Linked DNA regions of Homo sapiens: region 1 is linked to region 2. A link is a loop called in an ENCODE intact Hi-C map of the cell type or tissue named here. Cell type or tissue: endothelial cell of umbilical vein. All regions are shown on one strand. Each heading gives the region's core, and the rest is flanking DNA. Links, peaks and the distances in the headings are about the cores only.

What was found. A loop is a pair of places that touch in the nucleus more often than their neighbours do. Peaks named below come from ENCODE experiments on the same cell type or tissue, not always from the same donor. Only the 100,000 strongest peaks of a DNase experiment are listed, where the experiment ranks them.
Region 1: it touches region 2 in a loop (7-fold over the local background); 4 of 110 quality-filtered maps call a loop at or near these places.

The regions. Positions count from the first base shown.
Region 1 is chr4:168,580,163-168,591,854 of GRCh38, reverse strand. All of the region lies in intron 2 of PALLD (palladin, cytoskeletal associated protein), which reads right to left. All of the region lies in intron 1 of LOC124900807 (a long non-coding RNA gene), which reads left to right. Among named protein-coding and RNA genes, the nearest start is that of PALLD-AS1, 63 kb to the left of the region's middle. In endothelial cell of umbilical vein, for the core only: a CTCF peak has its summit at 6,151; a DNase peak (open chromatin) is centred at 6,114.
Region 2 is chr4:169,487,961-169,499,652 of GRCh38, reverse strand. The region is part of intron 23 of NEK1 (NIMA related kinase 1); the gene reads left to right. Among named protein-coding and RNA genes, the nearest start is that of NEK1, 120 kb to the left of the region's middle. In endothelial cell of umbilical vein, for the core only: a CTCF peak has its summit at 6,549 (motif pointing right); a DNase peak (open chromatin) is centred at 6,582.

The DNA of each region.
Region 1 (11,692 bases), core at 2,549-10,548, 910 kb after region 2:
CATTGAACATTTCCTGGGGGCCAAATTAATAATAATAAATTCAGTCATTAACATAAAAGGAAATGTAATTAAATTATTCTTTTAGGAAAGAAGATATAATGACATCTCAGGCCAGGAATTTTACACTAAAAATCATAACATATTTTGGAATTTCTCAAAGTACAGTTTAAAAAGATACATCAATATTATATAGAAATAGAATAGTCATACATAAACTTTGAGTTGATGTTATTGAGTGAGTTTCTGAGATTATACGCAGGGTTGGAGGTGAGACTTTCATGAAAGGTCGTTTTTACCGGTGATGAGAAAGCATCTATGGTAGTAAAATTGTGACTACTTTTTACTAAGTGTGAGTTATACTATGCACTTACGTCTTTAATGCCCACATCAGTTTCATAGGGATGTATTATGATCTCCTCTTCGTAAACTGGGAAATACAGGAAATACAGACTCAGGGAGGATAAGGACCCACTTAGAGCTAAATGGTATCTGGCCCACTGGGATTTGAACCCATCGCCTGACTATAGAGTCCTATGTTGTGCACCTCAGCAGGCAGACTCATAGTATTACTGACATCTCTCTAACACCATTGAGTGGGAGGAACCGTTCCAGTAAATCTTTTGGAGAGAAGCTAAGAGGGTCTTACAGAATGATATGATAGAAAATACATACTTTCAGCCAGGTGTGGTGGCTCACGCCTGTAATCCCAGCACTTTGGGAGGCTGAGGCAGGTGGATCACCTGAGGTCAGGAGTTCAAGACCAGCTTGGCCAACATGGCGAAACTCTGTCTCTACTAAAAGTGCAAAATTAGCTGGGTATGGTGGCACAGGCCCGTAATCCCAGCTACTCAGGAGGATGAGGCAGGAGAATTGCTTGAACCTGGGGGGAGGAGGTTGCAGTGAGCCGAGATCGCACCATTGCACTCTAGCCTGGGCAACAAGAGTGAAACTCCCTCTCAAAAAAAAAAAAAAAAAAAAAAAAAAAAAAAACTTTCTAGGTCCCCTTCTGAGTAAAGACGGCATACTCTTCTTCACCTATTTTATCCCATTCTTCACTCCATGGTGTTCTACCCTGTGCTGAAGAGCAGGTTTGCTTAGTTATAGAGTAGGTCAGTTATTACCAAGATCCTACTGTGTGCCACGGACATCTCCTAGAAGCCCAGCCAGTCCCTTGCTCATTTTCTTCCTGGTTCTTTAGGATAATCATGAAGAATTGTTTCTTACTCCAACTGGAAAAACAAAATTCAAAACCATATGCCCTGCTACTTAAAAGCCACTAAATATTTCATTATTTAATAGATGATACAAGTAGAAGTGAATTCTTGTTGTGCCATTATTATACAGAAAGCCAACATTTTCCTTGTGAATTTCTGATGATATTTTAACAGGGTGGTTCTAACTGGTCTCAGAATTTTTCTGAGGAATAATGCTATTTGTTGGAAAAAATACTTAGATATGCACTGGGGATAAGCGGATATTGAGACTTTTGTGTAGTTGTTAAGACTGTTTTTTGAGACGGAGTTTTGCTCTTGTTGCCCAGGCTGGAGTGCAATGGCGCAATCTTGGCTAACTGCAACCTCCATTTCCTGGGTTCAAGTGATTCTCCTGCCTCAGCCTCCTGAGTAGCTGGGATTATAGGCGACTGCCACCACGGCAAGCTAATTTTTCTTTGTATGCTTAGTAGAGACGGGGTTTCGCCATGTTGGCCAGGCTGGTCTCAAACTCCTGACCTCAGGTGATCCCCCCGCCTTGGCCTCCCAAAGTACTGGGATTACAGGCGTGAGCCACTGAGCCCAGCCTGAGTGGTTAAGACTTCTAGTCAACCTGAGAAAAGAACTTTTAAGTGTGCCAATCCTGGAGGCTTCAGTAAATTCTTCCACCATGTGACATTTGGTGCAAATGGACATCCTTGTAAAAACTGGTGAAGAGCTGGGTTTTACACTTAGGTGGACATGGGGCCAAATGAGGCAGCACGCAGGTATACAGAACAGGAGCAGAGAGGATCATGAGAGGAAAAGCAGTTGGGAATCCTTAGAGACCTTCAAGAGTTTAAATCTTTCCAGTCTGGCACTGGGCAGAAAAGTCCATTAGGCTTGATTCTTTCAGTTGCGAGTGAGGCTCAACTAATATCTGGATCTCAAGATAATTTATCAACAATGCCTCTCATGCTTAGCAACTCCCCAAACTTTTCTTTCCTATCTTTAATATGGAGTGTCAGCTCTGAATAGAAATTTCAACTTGTTCTCCCCCTTCTTGAGCTTTCAAATGTGAAGAAATTGACTCAGCAGTAGATCTATAGTTTTTGGTGGTGGGGGTTGGTGGGAGTGGGTACAGTGGACTGGGTTATCCCAGGAAAGATTTCACGGTTATAGAACACTTTAAAGTATAGGCACTGATAGTCGCAGGAGGAAACGGACAAAAAATGGCCTTAAAAAAAGATGACTCAGAATTCTGACTCAGAGGGATTGGGGCCAATTTCTGATCTCATCTTGGAGCTTCTTGAAGCACCTGGACTTTCCCTGAAGGTCTCCTACCTAAATTGGAGCTTAGACCACACCTGTCTGGCCCTGAGGGAATAAGCTGACAAGCACCCGGCCTGCAGTGGATGCAGCTGTTCTCATTAGATCAGACGTGGATCAGAGTGATAACTTTCTAGAAGCATAATTTACCATACATTACAATCAAGAATGACAAATTACAGTATGGTAAAGCACTTTAGAAACGACACAAACTTTCCCTGCTAAGGGAGCCAGCTCTGACGAACCAGTACAGTTGTGCTTGACAATAGCCCGCTTGACTTTAGGGACTGTTGTCCTATTACCTAGTGTTTTACAGATACCCCTGGCCTTAAGTTCATTTTGACCCAAACATAAAAACTCACTGTCAAGGAACAGATGAAATTTCCACAAATTGACTCAGTAATTTCATCTAGAGTTGCAAATTGAGTATTTCATAGAGGAGAATACTTGAAAGAAGAAATTGGCTGGAGGAAAATAATTTTACTTGAAGCTGTTTCTGATAGAGATTGAACACGGCTATTTTTTTAAACAAACCATTTTGCTCTTTGTACATTTAGAACATTTTAATTTAGTGAAGTAATCTGAGAAGAATGATAACCAGAGTATGCTTAAAAAGTATCTGACACTCAGCCAGGCACGGTAGGTCACACCTGTAATCCCAGCACTTTGGGAGGCTGAGGCGGGCAGATCACTTGAGGTCAGGAGTTTGAGACCAGCCTGGCCAACATGGCAAAATCTCGTCTCTACTAAAAATAAAAATACAAAAGTTAGCCGGGTGTGGCTGCAGGCACCTGTAATCCCAGGTACTCAGGAGGCTGAGGCATGAGAATCGCTTGAACCCAGGAGGCGGAGGATGAAGTGAGGTGAGCACGCCACTGCACTCCAGCCTGGGTGACAGAGTGAGACTCTGTCTCAAAAAAAAAATAAAAAGTATCTGAAACTATTTCCATTTCTCTCTCAAAATCTGCAGACAACCATCTGAGGGTGACTAGGTGAATAAATCTTCTTTAAGGTGCTCCTCTCTTTCCCAACCCCACATTTCTTCAACATTTGAAAATTCTCACAATAATGGGCCAGTTTCATAGCTCAGGGTGTTTGGCTCCAGGAATTTTTTACAAATCCATCCTCCCAGGGCTCACAGTGATCCTGGTAGGAAACTGGGAATGGGGTCAAGGGAGAAGAAAAGCAGAGCAGTGGCTCTCAATCTCACAAACTGCTGAGAGGAATGGGCACTCCGCAGACATTCCCAGGCCCCATCGAGACTGACCCAGATCCAAGAGCGCCAGTTAGCACCAGATTTGACTTCAGAATGACTCAACGGAGTTTCTGCCTCAAGGGGTTTAGCCCTGGAGAAAGGCACCAGGAGACTCCCTTCTTGTGACACGCCTCGCAGTCTCATCTCCTGTCCACTTCCCCTCCTGCTTGCAGCCTTACCTTCCCACTTGAATCTCCCCTGCACCCCCCTGAAGAGCGCTCCACTGTATTTTAATGAATCATCTGAGTGCTGTTAGGCCAAGTGGTGACTCAGTTTTTTGGCTATTGGGGATGGCAGGAGAGTTCTCTTAACTCAGTTTTGTGGATTTCTGTATGGTGGAAAATGGGAGGAGGTGGTGAAATCCTTAGTCTTAGTAGCACTGGTTAGGGAATTGCTACAGCAGGGGAGAGGTAGAATAGGGAAAAAAGCAGCTGGCCAGGGATAACCTTAGCCATGCACAAGGCAAGCTGAGGTTTGAGAAAAAACGGAAAAGTTGGGAGATGCTGGCACAGCTGTCCTTCATAACCGCCTTCACATCCGCTCTCCCTAGCACTGAAGCCTCCCTGCGCTTTGGAGTCCCTGGCAGAGACTGGTTTGGGCAGTCTTTCCAGTGAAATCTGGTGAGCTGTCTGCTGCTTTAGCCAAGGAGTCCTGCTACTGAATGACATAAACAGTTCCCTTTCTTCAAGGGTGAAAGTATATTGGTGTGTTCTAGCAAACCAAGCAAAACGTGAAAAATATTTCAATTTTTAGGTGGCATTTGGTCAAGTGATTGCCTATGTGGTCTTCAAAGAATGTCTCCACTGGGGATTGACTATCATGATGCCAGAATTTTCCAAATCCCTAGACTCTTGAAGATCTTTCTAGCTGCTATCATTTGAAAGCTTAGCAGATTGTTGTTTATATCTACACACCCGCATTCTTCAACATCAGCACTGCAGGCATTTTGGGCTGGAGAATTCTTTGTCGTCGGGGGGTGTCCAGGGCACTGTGGGATGTTTAGCAGCTTCTCTGGCTTCTACTCTCTAGTACACCCCTCTCCCAGTGGTGACAACCGAAATGTCTCTAGGCATTGACAAATGTCTTCTGAGCAGAAGCGCAGCTCTGCAAAGAGACTGTCTAGGATACTAGACTTTTCCTTTTTACTCACTCTCTTATCGCATGGTACCCCTAGCTATGTCTCCTTGCCCTGAGGGAACGTTCGATTTTTTTTTAAGGAAATTCAGGAGAAAATATTTTTTAATTCCACAAAAGAATTAATGCAGAATTGAGAGACTGAACTGATGATGATTTGGTATATAAGGGTTTGAAAGACCTCTAATGTTTAAATTAGGCTTGTTCCATGGATGTCCAGAGTGCCCTGGAAAGCATGACCCATTTGAACCCAGGAAGCAATCAGCTCTGCCACCAGGAGCACTGGGCAGCCATATGATCAGAAACTGGGTTTACAGTTCAAACCCAGTACTGGGTTCTAATCCATACTTGCACAATGATTCAGCTTACGTTTTAGCTTGGCAGTTCTAGAAATCTCTGGCTATCTCAGTTTTACCAGTTCTAAAGTAAAGAGAGGGATTCGCTCCTCCTCTCCCTCCCACAATTCCCAAATTAGTGATCAACGACAGCAAAACGAATTGGGTCCAGCATGTAGACAGTGGTGAATTCTGGACTTTGCTGGGCAAGGGAATCTCAAGTTGAGGCTCAATTGTGAGGTGTAACAAGGTGTGTAAAAAAAAACGTTCTCTATATTCTTAAGAAGGGAGTTGCTACATAAATTTGGGGCATATCTAATTCCTAATGGTTTACCAGGAGTTTGGGAATACTGGAATCAAGGGGTGAAGAGTCTCAGCTTTTCTTTTTTGTGGGGCCGGAAGTAGTAGCTTGATAGGCACTGCTTAGAAAGCCTTTTTTTTTTTTTTTTTTTTTTTTTAGGTCTCTTGAGGACCTGGAGAAGCGATGTAGTATACTAAAGATATCTTAAAGTGCTCAAACACTCTGGCTAAATAAAAATTTCTCAAGACATTTCTTTCCAACTCGAACAAAATTACCAAAATATGAGGACATTGGTAACATTTAAACAGCAACCTTAATAGACCTATAATAGTAAACAATACGACTGTATTTGGTTTGAGGGAAAGAAGTTTATCTAGCTAATGCTATTTTCCTGACATTCTACCAATGCAAAGGACCCTGGATCCAATACTTTAATATGTCATTGTGTGGAAATCTCAGCTCTGGCCTCTTAAGAGTACTAAGAAGATTCCCCAAGCTAACTCTGACATTGTTTGGGAAACTTGGCTCCTAAGAGCAGGCGTGGGCTGCTTGGTTCCACCCTGGGCTGGGGAGCTTTTCAACTGGTATTGTGTCCACAGGCTCCCTCAGCTGGTGTCTCCGAAAACGACAGGCTGCTCCTCATACTGTCCTGAGCGCTCAGAATTAAACTGATGGGGCCAGGGGCACACTCAGTGCCTGCGCTGGGGACTGGATCCCAGGCCCCCCTCTGTTTTCTCTTCTATCTAAGAGTGCCTTCGTGCATAGACATGACAGCATTGATGAGCTGTGGGATGGCTGCAATCCCTACTTCATAAAAAGATGTGGGTCAGTAGAGAGAGGTGGGAGGAGAGGCATAAGGCTGGTTGCAAATCTCTTTTCTGTGACCTGCCAGTATAATTGAAGCTACATTGTTAGTTACACCTCATCTATGAAATGGGTTACACCTCATCTATGAAATGGGTTAATCATTTCCTCTCCTACACGGACACACACACACACACACACACACTCACACTCATATATTCTCATGGTCACACACACACACTACTCATAAGGATGTTGTGAGAATTAAACAAGATAATGGTTATAAAACCACTTGATAAACTGCAATATGTCATAAAATTTTGAAACTATTGTTTTTGTTGTACATCATGAGCAGTATGTCCTGTGTTCCTACATCTTTTAGAGACCATTCAATACATTTGGAATCTATTACCAAATAGAAATAGTTTCCAAAACAAACATATCTATCTTCTTGTCAGTTAGAATTAGTCAAATTTTTATCATAAATAACTATTATTATATAAACCAGTTATATGGGAACTGGTGTAAAATAGCCAAGAAAGGGGGGAACTCTACTAGACATTCCAAATAAATGTGTAGTTTCTTCATGTGTGTGTGCATGGGTACTTTGTTGAGGGAATATTTTGCTCACCATTGGCCTAGAATAAATGTTTGTTAAATGAATGAAAGAAAATATACATTATATAATGACTTTCCATCAAACAGTCCCCCTCAAGTTTATCCATATTCTCAGCCATGGCAGGATTTTCCATCACACATGGTCCACATTTGAATGTTCATATTCAGAAACACGGCTGGGTGAAACTAAAGTTTACTCATTTTTGGATGGCAGAAACAAACCACAGATTGAAATAGAAGACATTGTAAGCAATGTGTCTGACATACTTGGTGACTAAGATAGAAAACAATTCCTTAGATGCCTTAAAAGTGACATTTATTTTATATATCCAACTTTTCATGAAGGCAATCACACAAATTAAGATTGTTAACACATACTCTAATGAAGGATTAAGTAGAAATTTAAATGGAAAGATGACAAAATCCAAAATAACAATTTTTGGTTGAGATCCAAGAAAGATGACTTATGAACACATTTCTTTGTTTAATGCCAGACCCAGTAAAAGTACCATCTTGGTTATCTGGCATCTGTTCCATGCCTATTGGCATTCTTAACGCACACTGTAATGATACAGTGGTTCAGCAGAGGGATGCTTACACTTTGTTGAAATCTGAATATATTAATTTTAATTGCTTTAAATTAAAACTGAAGACGAGGTAAAAAAAAAAAAAACCTGATGGTCTTAGAGTACTATATAAGCTGGTGCTAGATTTTACCTGATGTCTATACATAATGATTTCCAATTATGCAAAGCCACATTGGAATGGGACAAAATAAAAGTGGGATAGGGATAGAATCTGATATTTATTTGGTTCCTTCTTTGTGTTAGACACTTTATGTGCCATTTCATTAGCTTCATATGCACCCACGCACAGAGTTTCATGCTCCTTATTTCAGAGATGAGAAATTTTGGGCTCAGAAAATTTAATTGCATGTACTAGAACTGGTAGAGAAAAAATGGAAACTATGCCTTTCTTGGTGGTGGGGAATACCACCACCTCAGTTTGGATTGGAAGGTTGGAAGAAAGAAAAGATATCGAAGGAAAGTAGACCTGAGAACTAGGCTTGGTAAACAGACAAGGTCCCATTGGCCACCCAGCAGAGCAGAAGTATAGAGTAAAAGCACATTGGTAGGAAAAGAAAAATATTATCACAGATATCCCAAGGGCTGAGATGTGTAATATTTAGTCCATTAGTCCATTAGCCTTAAATGGAAAATAAATATTCTTTTCAAGTGAAGTAAATCTTGAGTCTCCCTCTTTATCCAACTCCATCAAACTGATTGGTGCACTGGAAATATTTCCAGAGGAACCCAGACTAGGAAATAAGTCTGGTGCATGAAGATGACGGTCTATGTAATCTAGAACCTTTCTACTCCAAGTGTGATATGCAGACCAGCAGTATCAGTACTCCCTGGGAGCTCTTTGTGATTGTGGAATCTCAGTCTCCAGCCCAGACCTGCTGAATCGAAATGTGCTTGGAAAACTCCTCAGGTGATTCGTATGCACATTAATGTTTGAGAAGCACTGATCTAGAATAAAATTTTTTAGTTTCAGCATCATCTATTCACTTTCACATACTTTTTAGATAATTATAAAGGATATTTCACTTTATTCATCCATACCATACACATAGCAAAATATTGTAGGAACAATATCTTAGATTTCACTGTTTCTCATCCTCCTAACTTTTCCTAATAAAACAAAAAGAAATGTCTCTGTATTTATTTTAGTTTTGTACATATTCTACTTGGTCTTTTCTCTTGTTCCTAAAGACTATATGATAAGTACATTAGGGCTGAAATATATAGAAGAGAGTTAAAGTCCTATCAGGGAGGGAAAATGAGAAAGTACGCTGCTAATAATGAGTATGCTGTTTACTCTTTTATTATCAACTCTAATAATTTCTTTGTCCCAGTACTTCCTGGCTTTCAATGAACAGTAAAGTACTGGAACCAAGGAATTTGTTCAATTAAGAGTGCAAAGCCTTTCATTTATCAGGCACTGGCTTAGGTTGGAGGCAACTATGCATATAACATTATATTTTCCCACAACAAAATACCAGCAAACCAAATTCATAGCATATTAAAAGGATCATACATCAGGATCAAGTGAGATTTCTCCCTGTGATGCAAGAATAATTCAACATATGCAAATCAATAAATGTGACATACCACATTAACAGGATGAGGGATAAATATTATCTGATCATCTCCATAGATGCAGAAAGAACATTTGACAAAATTAACTCCTTTCATAAGAATTCTCAACGAGATAGGTATCAAAGAAATGTTCCTCAATATACTAAAGGCATATATGACAAGCCCATAGCTAACATCATAAACAGCGAAGAAATGAAAGCTTTTCCTCTAAGATCAGAAATTCAACATAGTACAGGAGGTCCTAGCCAGAGCAATTAGGCAAGAAAAAGGAATAAAAGGGATTCAGATCACAAAAGGGAGAAGTCAAATAGTCTCTGTTCACAGATGATCTGATCTTTTATATAGAAAGCCCTAACGACTCCACAAAAAATCTGATAAACAAATTCAGTAAAGTAGCAGGATACAAAGTCAACATACAAAAGTCAGTTGTGTTTCTGTACACTAACAATGAACTATATGAAAAAGAAATTAAGAAAACAATCCCATTTACAATAGCATAAAATCAATAAAATACCTAAGAAGACATTTAATCAAGGAGGTGAAAAATCTGGACACACTGAGAACTATAAAACAGTAATGAGAGCAGTAAGATACTTGCATAAAAACAGACATATAGACCAATGAAACATAGTAGAGAACCCAGAAATAAACCCATACATATATGGACAGTTGGTCTTCAACAAGGGTGCCCAAATTACATAATGGGGAAAGGACAGTTTCTTCAATAAATGGCACTAGAAAAACTGGATATTTATATGCAGAAGAAGGAAAGTAGACCCTTACCTCACTCCACATACAAGGTCAACTAAAAGTGAATTCAAGATTTAAATGTAAGACATGAAACTGTAAAACTACTAGAAGACAACATAAAAAAAAACCTTGACATTGGTTAGGCAATGATTTTTTGATATGACCTAAAAAACATAGGCAACAAAAGTAAAAATAGTTAAATGGGATTGCATCAGACTAAAACCTTCTGCAAAGCAAAGGAAATAGTCAACAGAGTAAAGAGACAACCTAAGAAATGGGATAAAATATTAGCAAACCATAAATCTGGTAAGGAGTTAATATCCGTATATATAAGAAACTTAATTCAGTTGAGTTTACTGAGTAACTCAGTAACAATATCCCCAAATAACCCTACTTAGAAATGGGCAAAGGACTTGAACAGACATTTCTTCAAAGAAAACAAATGGCCAACAAATACATGAAAAAGCACTTGATATCACTAATCAGAGAAATGCAAATCAAAACAGCAATGAAATATGACCTCACACCTGTTAGAATGGCTACTATCAAAAAGACAAAAGATTAAGCGTTGGCAAGGGCGTGAAGAAAAGCAAACCCTTGTACACTGTTGGTGGGAATGGAAACTGGTGCAGCCATTATGGAAAACAGTATGAAGGTTGCTCAAAAAAAAAAATAGAACTAGCATAAAATCCAGCACAATCCTGCTTCCAGGTATATACACAAAGGAAATGAAATCAGTATCCTGAAGAGACATCTGCACTCCCACGTTCATGGTAGTGTTATCTACAACAGCCAAGATTTGGAAACAACCTAAGGATCTGGGTATTTTTTTTTAATATTGTAACTTTTATTTTAGGTGCAGGGGTACATGTTCAGGTTTGTAATATAGGTAAACTTGTGACTCAGTGGTTTGGTATACAGATTATTTTGTCACATGGGTACAAATCATAGTATCTGACAGTTTTTTTTTTTTCCTGAACCTCTCCCACCTCCAACCTTCTTCCCTCCAGTAGGCCCCAGTTTCCATTGTTTTCCTCCTCCTGTCCACATGTTCTCATTTTTTGGCTGCTAATTATAAGTGAGAACATGCAGTATTTGGCTTTCTGTTCCTGTGTTAGTTAGCTAAGGATAATGGCCTCTAGCACCATCCATGTTCCTGCAAAGGACTTGATCTCGTTTTTTTTGGCTGCATAGTATTCCATGATGTATATGTGCCACATTTTCTTTATCCAGTCTACCACTGATGGGCATTTAGGTTGATTCCATGTTTTTGCTGTTGTGAATAGTGCTGCAGTAAACATATGCATACATATGTCTTTATAGTAGAATGATTTATATTCCTTTGGCTATATACCCGGTAATGTGATTGTTGGGTCAAATGATAGTTCTGTAGTTAGTTCTTTGAGGAATTTCCATACTGCTTTCCACAATGGTTGAAGTAATTTATACTCTCACCAGCAGTGTATAAGCATTTCCTTTTCTCCACAACTTCACCAGCACCTGTTATTTTTTGTCTGTTATAGTAGCCATTCTGACTGGTGTGAGACGGTATCTCACTGTGGTTTTGATTTGCATTACTCTAATGGTTAGTGATATTGAGCATTTTTTTCATATGCTTGGTGGCCACATGTATGTCTTCTTTTGAAAGTTGTCTGTTCATGTCCTTTGCCCATCTGTTGATGGATGCATGGATAAAGAAAATGTGATACACACACACACACACACACACACACACACCACAGTGAAATAATATTCAGTCTTTAAAAAGAAGGAAATCCTGCAATTTGTGACAACATTGATGAGGCTGGAGGACA
Region 2 (11,692 bases), core at 1,564-9,563:
ACTCCAACAGACCTGCAGCTGAGGGTCCTGACTGTTGGGGGGAAAACTAACAAACAGAAAGAACACCCACACCAAAACCCCATCTGTATGTCACCATCATCAAAGACCAAAGGTAGATAAAACCACAAAGATAGGGAAAAAACAGAGCAGAAAAACTGGAAACTCTAAAAATCAGAGTGCCTCTCCTCCTCCAAAGGAATGCAGCTCCTCACCAGCAACAGAACAAAGCTGGACAGAGAATGACTTTGACGAGTTGAGAGAAGAAGGCTTCAGATGATCAAACTACACCTTGCTAAAGGAGGAAGTTCGAACCCATGGCAAAGAAGTTAAAAACCTTGAAAAAAAAATTAGATGAATGGCTAACTAGAATAACCAGTGTAGAGAAGTCCTTAAAGAACCTGATGGAGCTGAAAATCATGGCACAAGAACTACGTGACGAATGCACAAGCCTCAGTAGCCAATTTGTCAACTGGAAGAAGGGGTATCAGTGATGGAAGATCAAATGAATGAAATGAAGCGAGAAGAGTTTAGAGAAAAAAGAATAAAAAGAAACAAACAAAGCCTCCAAGAATTATGGGACTATGTGAAAAGACCAAATCTACGTCTGATTGGTGTACCTGAAAGTGATGGGGAGAATGGAACCAAGTTGGAAAACACTCTGCAGTATATTATCCAGGAGAACTTCCCCAATCTAGCAAGACATGCCAACATTCATATTCAGGAAATACAGAGAATGCCACAAAGATACTCCTCGAGAAGAGCAACTCCAAGACACATAATTGTCAGATTCACCAAAGTTGAAATGAAGGAAAAAATGTTAAGGGCAGCCAGAGAGAAAGGTTGGGTTACCTACAAACGGAAGCCCATCAGACTAACAGCTGATCTCTAGGCAGAAACTCTACAAGCCAGAAGAGAGTGGGGGCCATTATTCAACATTCTTAAAGAAACGAATTTTCAACTCAGAATTTCATATCCAGCCAAACTAAGCTTCATAAGTGAAGGAGAAATAAAATACTTTACAGACAAGCAAATGCTGAGAGATTTTGTCACCACCAGGCCTGCCCTAAAAGAGCTCCAGAAGGAAGCACTAAACATGGAAAGGAACAACCAGTACCAGCCACTGAAAAAACATGCCAAATTGTAAAGACCATCGAGGCTAGTAAGAAACTGCATCAACTAATGAGCAAAATAACCAGCTAACATCATAATGAAGGGATCAAATTCACACATAACAATATTAACCTTAAATGTAAATGGGCTAAATGCTCCAATTAAAAGACACAGACTGGCAAATTGGATAAAGAGTCAAGATCCGTCAGTGTGCTGTATTCAGGAAACCCATCTCATGTGCAGAGACACACATAGGCTCAAAATAAAGGGATGGAGGAAGAGCTACCAAGCAAATGGAAAACAAAAAAAGGCAGGGGTTGCAATCCTAGTCTCTGATAAAAGACTTTAAACCAGCAAAGATCAAAAGAGACAAAGAAGGCCATTACATAATTGTAAAGGGATCAATTCAACAAGAAGAGCTAACTATCCTAAATATATATGCATCCAATACAGGAGCACCCAGATTCATAAAGCAAGTCCTTAGAGACCTACAAAGAGACTTAGACTCCCACACAATAATAATGGGAAGACTTTAACACCCCATTGTCAACGTTAGACAGATCAACAAGACAGAAAGTTAACAAGGATATCCAGGAATTGAACTCAGCTCTGCACCAAGGGGACCTGATAGACATCTACAGAACTCTCCACCCCAAATCAACAGAATATACATTCTTTTCAGCACCACACCACACCTATTTCAAAATTGACCACATAGTTGGAAGTAAAGCACTCCTCAGCAAATGTAAAAGAACAGAAATTATAACAAACTATCTCTCAGACCACAGTGCAATCAGACTAGAACTCAGGATTAAGACACTCACTCAAAACCGCTCAACTACGTGGAAACTGAACAACCTGTTCCTGAATGACTACTGGGTACATAATGAAATGAAGGCAGAAATAAAGATATTCTTTGAAACCAATGAGAACAAAGACACAACATACCAGAATCTCTGGGACACACTCAAAGCAGTGCGTAGAAGGAAATTTATAGCACTAAGTGCCCACAAGAGAAAGCAGGAAAGATCTAAAATTGACACCCTAACATCACAATTAAAAGAACTAGAGGAGCAAGAGCAAACACATTCAAAAGCTAGCAGAAGGCAAGAAATAACTAAGATCAGAGCAGAACTGAAGGAAATAGAGACACAAAAAACCCTCCAAAAAATCAGTGAATCTAGGAGCTGGTTTTTTGAAAAGATCAACAAAATTGATAGACCGCTAGCAAGACTAATAAAGAAGAAAAGAGAGAAGAATCAAATAGATGCAATAAAAAATGATAAAGGGGATATCACCACCAATCCCACAGAAATACAAACTACCATCAGAGAATACTATAAACACCTCTACGCAAATAAACTAGAAAATCTAGAAGAAATGGATAAATTCCTCGACACATACACCCTCCCAAGACTAAACCAGGAAGAAGTTGAATCCCTGAATAGACCAATAACAGGCTCTGAAATTGAGGCAATAATTAATAGCTTACCCACCAAAAGAAATCCAGGACCAGATGGATTCACAGCCGAATTCTACCAGAGGTACAAGGAGGAGCTGTTACCATTCCTTCTGAAACTATTCCAATCAATAGAAAAAGAGGGAATCCTCCCTAACGCATTTTATGAGGCCAACATCATCCTGATACCAAAGCCTGGCAGAGACACAACAAAAAAAGAGAATTTTAGACCAATATCCCTGATGAACATCGATGTAAAAATCCTCAATAAAATACTGGCAAACCGAATCCAGCAGCACATCAAAAAGCTTATCCACCATGATCAAGTGGGCTTCATCCCTGGGATGCAAGGCTGGTTCAACATACGCAAATCAATAAACGTAATCCAGCATATAAACAGAACCAAAGGCAAAAACCACATGATTATCTCAATAGATGCAGAAAAGGCCTTTGACAAAATTCAACAGCCCTTCATGCTAAAAACTCTCAATAAATTATGTATTGATGGGACGTATCTCAAAATAATAAGAGCTATCTATGACAAACCCACAGCCAATATCACACTGAATGGGCAAAAACTGGAAGCATTCCCTTTGAAAACTGGCACAAGACAGGGATGCCCTCTCTCACCACTCCTATTCAACATAGTGTTGGAAGTTCTGGCCAGGGCAATCAGGCAGGAGAAGGAAATAAAGGGTATTCAATTAGGAAAAGAGGAAGTCAAATTGTCCCTGTTTGCAGATGACATGATTGTATATCTAGAAAACCCCATCGTCTCAGCCCAAAATCTCCTTAAGCTGATAGGCAACTTCAGCAAAGTCTCAGGATACAAAATCAATGTGCAAAAATCACAAGCAGTCTTATACACCAATAACAGACAAACAGAGAGCCAAATCATGAGTGAACTCCCATTCACAATTGCTTCAAAGAGTATAAAATACCTAGCAATCCAACTTACAAGGGACGTGAAGGACCTCTTCAAGGAGAACTACAAACCACTGCTCAATGAAATAAAAGGGGATACAAACAAATGGAAGAATATTCCATGCTCATGGGTGGGAAGAATCAGTATCGTGAAAATGGCCCTACTTCCCAAGGTAATTTATAGATTCAATGCCATCCCCATCAAGCTACCAATGACTTTCTTCACAGAATTGGAAAAAACTACTTTAAAGTTCACATGGAACCAAAAAAGAGCCCGCATTGCCAAGTCAATCCTAAGCCAAAAGAACAAAGCTGGAGGCATCACACTACCTGACTTCAAACTATACTACAAGGCTACAGTAACCAAAACAGCATGGTACTGGTACCAAAGCAGAGGTATAGACCAATGGAACAGAACAGAGCCCTCAGAAATAATGCTGCATATCTACAACTATCTGATCTTTGACAAACCTGACAAAAACGAAAAATGAGGAAAGGATTCCCTATTTAATAAATGGTGCTGGGAAAACTGGCTAGCCATATGTAGAAAGCTGAAACTGGATCCCTTCTTTACACTTTATACAAAAATTAATTCAAGATGGATTAAAGACTTAAATGGGCCGGGCACGGTGGCTCACGCCTGTAATCCCAGCACTTTGGGAGGCCGAGACGGGCGGATCACGAGGTCAGGAGATCGAGACCATCCTGGCTAACACGGTGAAACCCCGTCTCTACTAAAAATACAAAAATTAGCTGGTCATGGTGGCGCGCGCCTGTAGTCCCAGCTACACGGGAGGCTGAGGCAGGAGAATGGCGTGAACCCGGGAGGTGGAGCTTGCAGTGAGTCGAGATCGCGCCACTGCACTCCAGCCTGGGCGACAGAGCGAAACTCCGTCTCAAAAAAAAAAAAAAAAAAAAAAGACTTAAATGTTAGACCTAAAACCATAAAAACCCTAGAAGAAAACCTAGGCAGTACCATTCAGTACATAGACATGGGCAAGGACTTCATGTCTAAAACACCAAAAGCAATGGCAACAAAAGCCAAAATTGACAAATGGGATCTAATTAAAATAAAGAGCTTCTGCACAGCAAAAGAAACTACCATCAGAGTGAACAGGCAACCTACAGAATGGGAGAAAATTTTTGCAACCTACTCATCTGACAAAGGCCTAATATCCAGAATCTACAATGAACTCAAATTTACAAGAAAAGAACAACGCCATCACAAAGTGGGCGAAGGATATGAACAGACGCTTCTCAAAAGAAGACATTTCTGCAGCCAAAAGACACATGAAAAAATGCTCATCATCACTGGCCATCAGAGAAATGCAAATCAAAACCACAATGAGATACCATCTCACACCAGTTAGAATGGCAATCACTAAAAAGTGAGGAAACAACAGGTGCTGGAGAGGATGTGGAGAAATAGGAACACTTTTACAGTGTTGGTGGGACTGTAAAGTAGTTCAACCATTGTGGAAGTCAGTGTGGCGATTCCTCAGGGATCTAGAACTAGAAATACCATTTGACCCAGCCATCCCATTACTGGGTATGTACCCAGAGGATTATATAACATGCTGCTATAAAGACACAAGCACACGTATGTTTATTGCGGCACTATTCACAATAGCAAAGACTTGGAACCAACCCAGATGTCCAACAATGATAGACTGAATTAAGAATATGTGGCACATATACACCATGGAATACTATGCAGCCATCAAAAATGACGAGTTCATGTCCTTTGTAGGGGCATGGATGAAGCTGGAAACCATCATTCTCAGCAAACTATCACAAGGACAAAAACCAAACACTGCATGTTCTCACTCATAGGTGGGAATTGAACAATGAGAACACATGGACACAGGAAGGGGAACATCACACACCAGGGCCTGTTGTGGGGTGGGGGTAGTGGGGAGGGATAGCATTAGGAGATATACCTAAGGTAAATGACGAGTTAATGGGTGCAGCACACAAACATGTTACATGTATACATATGTAACAAACCTGCACGTTGTGCACATGTTCCCTAAAACTTAAAGTATAAAAAAAAAAAAAAGAAAGAAATCCGTTGTGAGTCTGATGGGATTCCCTTTAAAAGAGGCAATTTGGTTCTTTTCTCTAGCTGCCTTTAAGATTGTTTCTTTCACATTGACCCTGGATTGTCTGATGACTGTGTGCCTTGGTGATGGTCATCTTATATAGTATCTCACTGGTGTTCTCTGAATTTCTTGTGTCTGCATATCAACCTCTCTTGGAAGATTGGGGAAATTTTTCAGAATCATACCCTGAAATATGTTTTCCAGTTTCCTTACTTTCTGTTTTTCTCTCTCAGGAATGCCAGTAATTCATTGGTTTGGTTGCTTTACATAATCTTATATTTCTTGAAGGCCTTGTTTGCTTTTTTAAATTCTTTCTCTTTATTTTTGTCTGACTGGGTTAATTCAAAAGACCAGTCTTTGAGCTCTGAAATTCTTCTTCTGCTTTGTCTAGTTTGTTGTTAAGGCTTCCAACTGTATTTTGAAATTCCCATAGTGAGTTTTTTAATTCCAAAAGTTCTGTTTGGTTCTTTGTTAATATCATTATGTCATCTTTCATGTCCTGGATCATTTTTCTGGCTTCTTTGTATTGGATTTCAACTTCCTCTCAGATCTTGTGGAGTTTCCTTGCCATCAATATTCCAAGTTCTTTATGTATCATTTTAGATATTTCAGTCTGCTTAGGATCCATGGCTAGGGAGCTAGAACGATCCTTTGGAGATGACAAAGCACCTTGGCTTTTTGTACTTCCAGAGTTCTTTCACTGATTCCTTCTCATCTGAGTGAGCTGACAATTCTTTTTTTGGATTTGTGTTTATTTGGATGGGACTTATTTTTTTTCCCCTTGAAGGTGTAACTGTGATGTATGTTGTGTATGCTCGATTGGCTTCTTTTCTGGGTGCTTTTAGGGGGCCAAAGCTCCATATGGGTTTTTTGGTTGCAGGTAGGTTTGTGTGGTGGCTTTCTCAGATGCTGTTTTTTGTAGTTTTTGCTTGGCGGTGTAATTCAGGCTGCAGTCCAGTAGATGGTGCCGAAGAGTAAGATACAGCAGATTTATTTAGGCTCTGTTCACTTTCATCGAGCCACCAGAGAAGCCCAGAAAGGGCCATTGGGCCCCAACAGAAAGAACTGCTGCCATGTCCACAATCATGCACTTTGGCGAGATGAGAAGGTGAGAGATGACCCCCTTCTCCACGTTTGTTCCGAGGCATTGGCGCTGCCCCCTTCAGTGGTTAGTGCTGCACCCACATTTCCTGTTTCCCATTGGTGGCTTTGACAGGCTGCTCTGTCTCCTCCTTGAGGGGCAGTTTGTGCCAAGTGTTCAATCTGTGGGAGACCCCAAACTCCCTGAGAATCTGCTGGTGTCATGTACTTGCCAAAGTCAGAGTAGGTTGTGTAGTATGTCTGCGGGTGGTGGTGCAGTGGCTCAAGGGCAGAGGATCTACAAGCAAGGGGAGTGGCACCACAGGTACACAACTGGTATGACAACTGCCATCTCAGTTTGGATCAGAGGTGGGTGCAGCATGGCTAAGTCAGCTGCTCACCCAGTTCTCTGTTTTCAGGAAGTCCTCTAATCGCCACCGATAGTGTTGCCCTGGCTTGCAAGGGCTGAGGGGCTCCCCAGCTGTTTAGCAGCCAGTGTGTTGTCAGAGGGGTGAGGGGAGCAGAGACACACTCCCACCTACAGTTTCTGCTGGACTCTGAGTTCCTCAGCGGTCGCTATCAACCAGACTTTTGCTGCTTTCTTTCTCTCCACCCAATCTTCTTCACGTGGGTACTCCAACAGGTCCTGGCTCTGTTCCCTCTGTTTCCTTGTCAAAACTTGATGATTTACCAGTAATTTTGATCTTCCTTCTGAGGAGAACGGGCATGAGATGTCCGTAGTCACAATCTTGAAGCAGCGTCTGAATCTTATTTTTCCATCCATTCTAAATCTTTTGATTGGAGAGCTTAATTACATTGAAGATTGTTATTGATAGGTAAGCACGTACTACTGCATTTGTTATTGTTTTCTGGTTGTTTTTTGGTCCTTTGTTCCTTTCTTCTTCTCTTATTGTCTACTCTTGTGATTTTGTGCTATGTGCTAAGTTTTGATTCCTTTCTCGTTCTCATTTGTGTATCTACTGTAGTTTTTTGCTTTGTAGTTAATCATGAGGCTTACACAAAGCATCTTATAGTAATAATAGACTATTTTAAGCTGATAACAATTTAACTTTGTCACATGAAGATATTCTAGACTTTTACCCTCCTCACAATTATTTTGGCTGTCACAGTTTATACCTTTTTACATTTTGGACTTCATAACAACTTAATGCAATTACAGTTGTTTTTTACTGTTTCAACATTTAACCTTTATAATAGCAATTTGAGAGATTTACACACCATTGTTGCAGTAATGGAATATTCTGAATTTGAATATATATAAATACCTCTCTACCAGTGAGTTTTATACTTTGATATGTTCTTGTGGTAGTAGTTATTGTTCTTTTGTTTCTGGTTGAAGAACTCTTAAGCATTTCTTGTAAATCAGTTCTAGAGGTGATGAATTCCCTTAGCTTCTGTCTATCTGGGAAAGACTTTACTTCTATTTTATTTCTGAAAAACAGCTTTTCTAAGTATAGTATTGTTGGCTGGCAGGGTTTTTTTAATTAGCACCTTGAGTATATTATCCCATTCTCTCCTGACCTGCAAGATTTCTGCTGAGAAATCTGCTGATAGTCTAATGGCGAGCCCCTTGTATGTTGCTTGATGCTCTTCTCCCTCTGCTTTTAAAATTCTTTGTCTTTTACTTTTAATGTTTTAAATTATAAAGTGCCTTGGTGAGGACCTCTTTGCATTGAACCTGTTTGTTAGTTTTCAACTTCTGTAGATATGGATGACCATATCACTCCCAAGACTTGGGAAGTGTTCAGCAAGTACTTCACTTAAAAAGCCTTCTGTGCCTTTCTCCATCTCTCTTTTTTTTTTTTTTTTTTTTTTTTTTTGAGATGGAGTCTTCCTCTGTTGCTGGAGTGCAGTGACGTAATCTTGGCTCACTGCAGCCTCCACCTCCTGGGTTCAAGCGATTCTCCTGCCTCAGCCTCCCAAGTAGCTGGGACTACAGGCGCATGCCACCACACCTGGCTAATTTTTTGTATTTTTAGTAGAGACAGGGCTTCACCATGTTAGCCAGGATGGTCTTGATCTCCTGACCTCGTGATCCTCCCGCCTTGGCCTCCCAAAGTGCTGGGATTACAGGCGTGAGCCACCATGCCCGGCCTCATCTCTTCTCTTTCTAGAGCTCATACTGTGACATTTGTTCCTTTCATGGTGTTCCATAATTCCTATAGGCTTTCTTCACTTTTTCTCTATCTGGGCAACTTCAAAAGACCTATCTTCAAATTCACAGATTGTTTCCTCTGCTTGATCTAGTCTGCTGTTGAAGCTCTCAGTTTTTAACAATTTCATTCATTGAATTCTTCAGCCCCAAGATTTCTGTTTGGTTCTTTTTGTGTTATGTATATCTTTATTGAGCTTGTGATTCATATCATGGATTATTTTGCTGATTTCATTGAATTGTCTATCCTCTTGTATATCCCTGAGTTTCCGTAAGATCATTACTTTGATTTCTCTATCAGGTAATTTGTAAATTTCCATTTCTTTGGGGTCATTATCTGGAGAATTATTCCTTTGATGGTGTCATGTTTTCCTGCTTTTTCATGTTTCTTGTGTCCTTGCATTGATAACTGCACATCTAGTGGATCAGTGACCTCTTCCAAATCTATAGAGTTGCTTTTGTAGGGGATGATTTTACCTATAGATGATTGCTAGGGGGTCAGTTGAGCAGGGTGCATTGGCTCTGTGGGTGGTGGTGCAGTGGCTCAAGGGCAGAGGTTCTGCCTCTGGTTCCAGGTAGGCACGGTAGTGTAGTGTCCATGCAGCTCCTTCAGTTGTAATCAATTTGAGTAATGGCTGCAGGTACTTTAGCCATGACTGTAGGAGTGTGTGACAGCAGTGGTAGCAGCATAGGTTATTAGGATTCTCAGTGACAAGGGCTTTAGTGGGGGTCCTCCTGCTCTTGTTTATCGTACCGTGGGGAGACTTTGTTGGGGAAATCCTTCTTGTTGTCAGATTTGGCAGAGCTCACAAGCAGCCTACAGTGGTGCTAGGGTCCTGGGCCCACTGTCTTCCTGAATTACTATGATACTTGTGACTTGAGTACAAGTTCACTCTCTGAGGTATGGGTAGATGAAGCTGTTCTACAAAGGTGGGGACTGACTCTAAGGCATTCCCCAGTAGCTTGGGCCCAGGTAGCAGGGATATAGCTGTGACTCTGATCCTGAGAGTCAGGGCACAGCACTGGCATGGGTCTGGAGAAGAAGAGATGTTCTAGAGGCTTGGACCCTAGGGAGCAGGGCATAACTGCACTTCAGTTTCTGGAGCCAGTAGGGCATAGTGGCAACTTGGACACCAGGAGAGGAGGTTCCTTGTAGTGGTGACTCTGGCATGGCAGGACATAGCAATGGACCAGACTTTGTGAGGCTGGGTACAGCAGCAACAAGGGCCCATGAATGGTGGGGCACAGCTGTGACTTAGGCATTGGGGAAGGGAATAGCACAACAATGACTCCACCCTTCTGTATATGGCCATACTTAGCCTGTGCTTCACAGGGTTTCTGCCACTCCCTTGCTATTCTCTGACATTCTTAAGTCACTCTGGTCAAAATGCAGTTATCAATTCATTGTTTTTGTCCTTTTTTGTGGGGCAGAGGGTAGAGCATTAGGCATTTGTAATTTGCCATCCTGCTGATGTCACCACCCTCCTTGCCTGGCTGCCTGGCTACCTAGCTGCCTCCTTCCCTCCCTCCCTCCGCCCCTCTATAGTTAGTTTCTATTGCCTTCAACCAAAGAATCTTAACTGATTTACCACGTAAAATGCTCAGCATGGTACCTGGTGAATAGTAACACAAATAAATTCATTGGGAATTCTGTGTCTCATGATATTCCAGAGCTGTGCATAAGGAAATGTTCAGGAAACATCTGTTTATTTAATGCACACTGGTATAGTGGGAAAAAAATGAGACTGGGAATCAGAATACCTGATTTTGGTCTCAGCCTTGCCAATTAATTAGCTTGTTTGAAGATTGACTTAATGTTTGTGGCCTTTATTTCCTCGTCTAGATGAAGGGCATATTCTCTAATGTTGCTCTATCTAAATTGTATAGAAAAATAGTATCCATAATGTAAGTATTTAGATCCAGCTTAATATACAAAAAAAAATTGATTAAAGTTATTTAACTATTATTTCAATAGAAAGTCTAATATAGCATAATCTAGATGTTATATTGGGGGGTAGTGTTCATATATCTATCTTTACTCATTGACCGTTACTCAGGAGTGGTTAACATGGAATTCAGAATTGAAGCTAGCATTATTAAGCCCCCTAAAATATTAATGTAAAGTTTGGCAGTATGTATGTTGGTGCATTTTCTTCAGTAAAACCACGTATATTTCCTTGGATTCTCAAAAGTATAATATTTTCAATCTAACAAAGGATAAAAATCACTGCCCTGTAACCAAACCAGCATGGTACTGGTACAAAAATAGACACATAGAACAATGGAAGAGAATAGAGAACTCAGAAATAAACCACATACCTACACGGAACTGATCTTTGAAAAACCTGACAAAAACAAGCAATAGGGAAAGGATTTCCTATTTAATAAATGGTGCTGGGAGAACTGGCTAGTCATATGCAGAAAATTGAAACTGGATCCCCCTTCCTTAAACTTTATACAAAAGTTAACGCAAGATGGATTAAAGATGTAAATGTAAAACCCAAAACTATAGAAATCCTAGAAGAAAATCTAGGCAGTATCGTTCAGGACACAGGCACAAATAAAGATTTCATGATGAAATGCCAAAAGCAATAGCGACAAAAGCAAAAATTGGCAAATGGGATCTAATTAACTAAAGAGCTTTTGCACAGCAAAAGAAACTGTCATCAGAGTGAACAGACAACCTACAGAATGGGAGAAAATTTTTGCAATCTATCCATCTGACAAAGAGCTAATATCCAGAGTCTACAAGGAACTTAAACAAATTTACAAGAAAAAAACAAAAATGTCCATTTTTACGCATTAAAAAATGGGCAAAGGACATAAACAGACACTTCTTAAAAA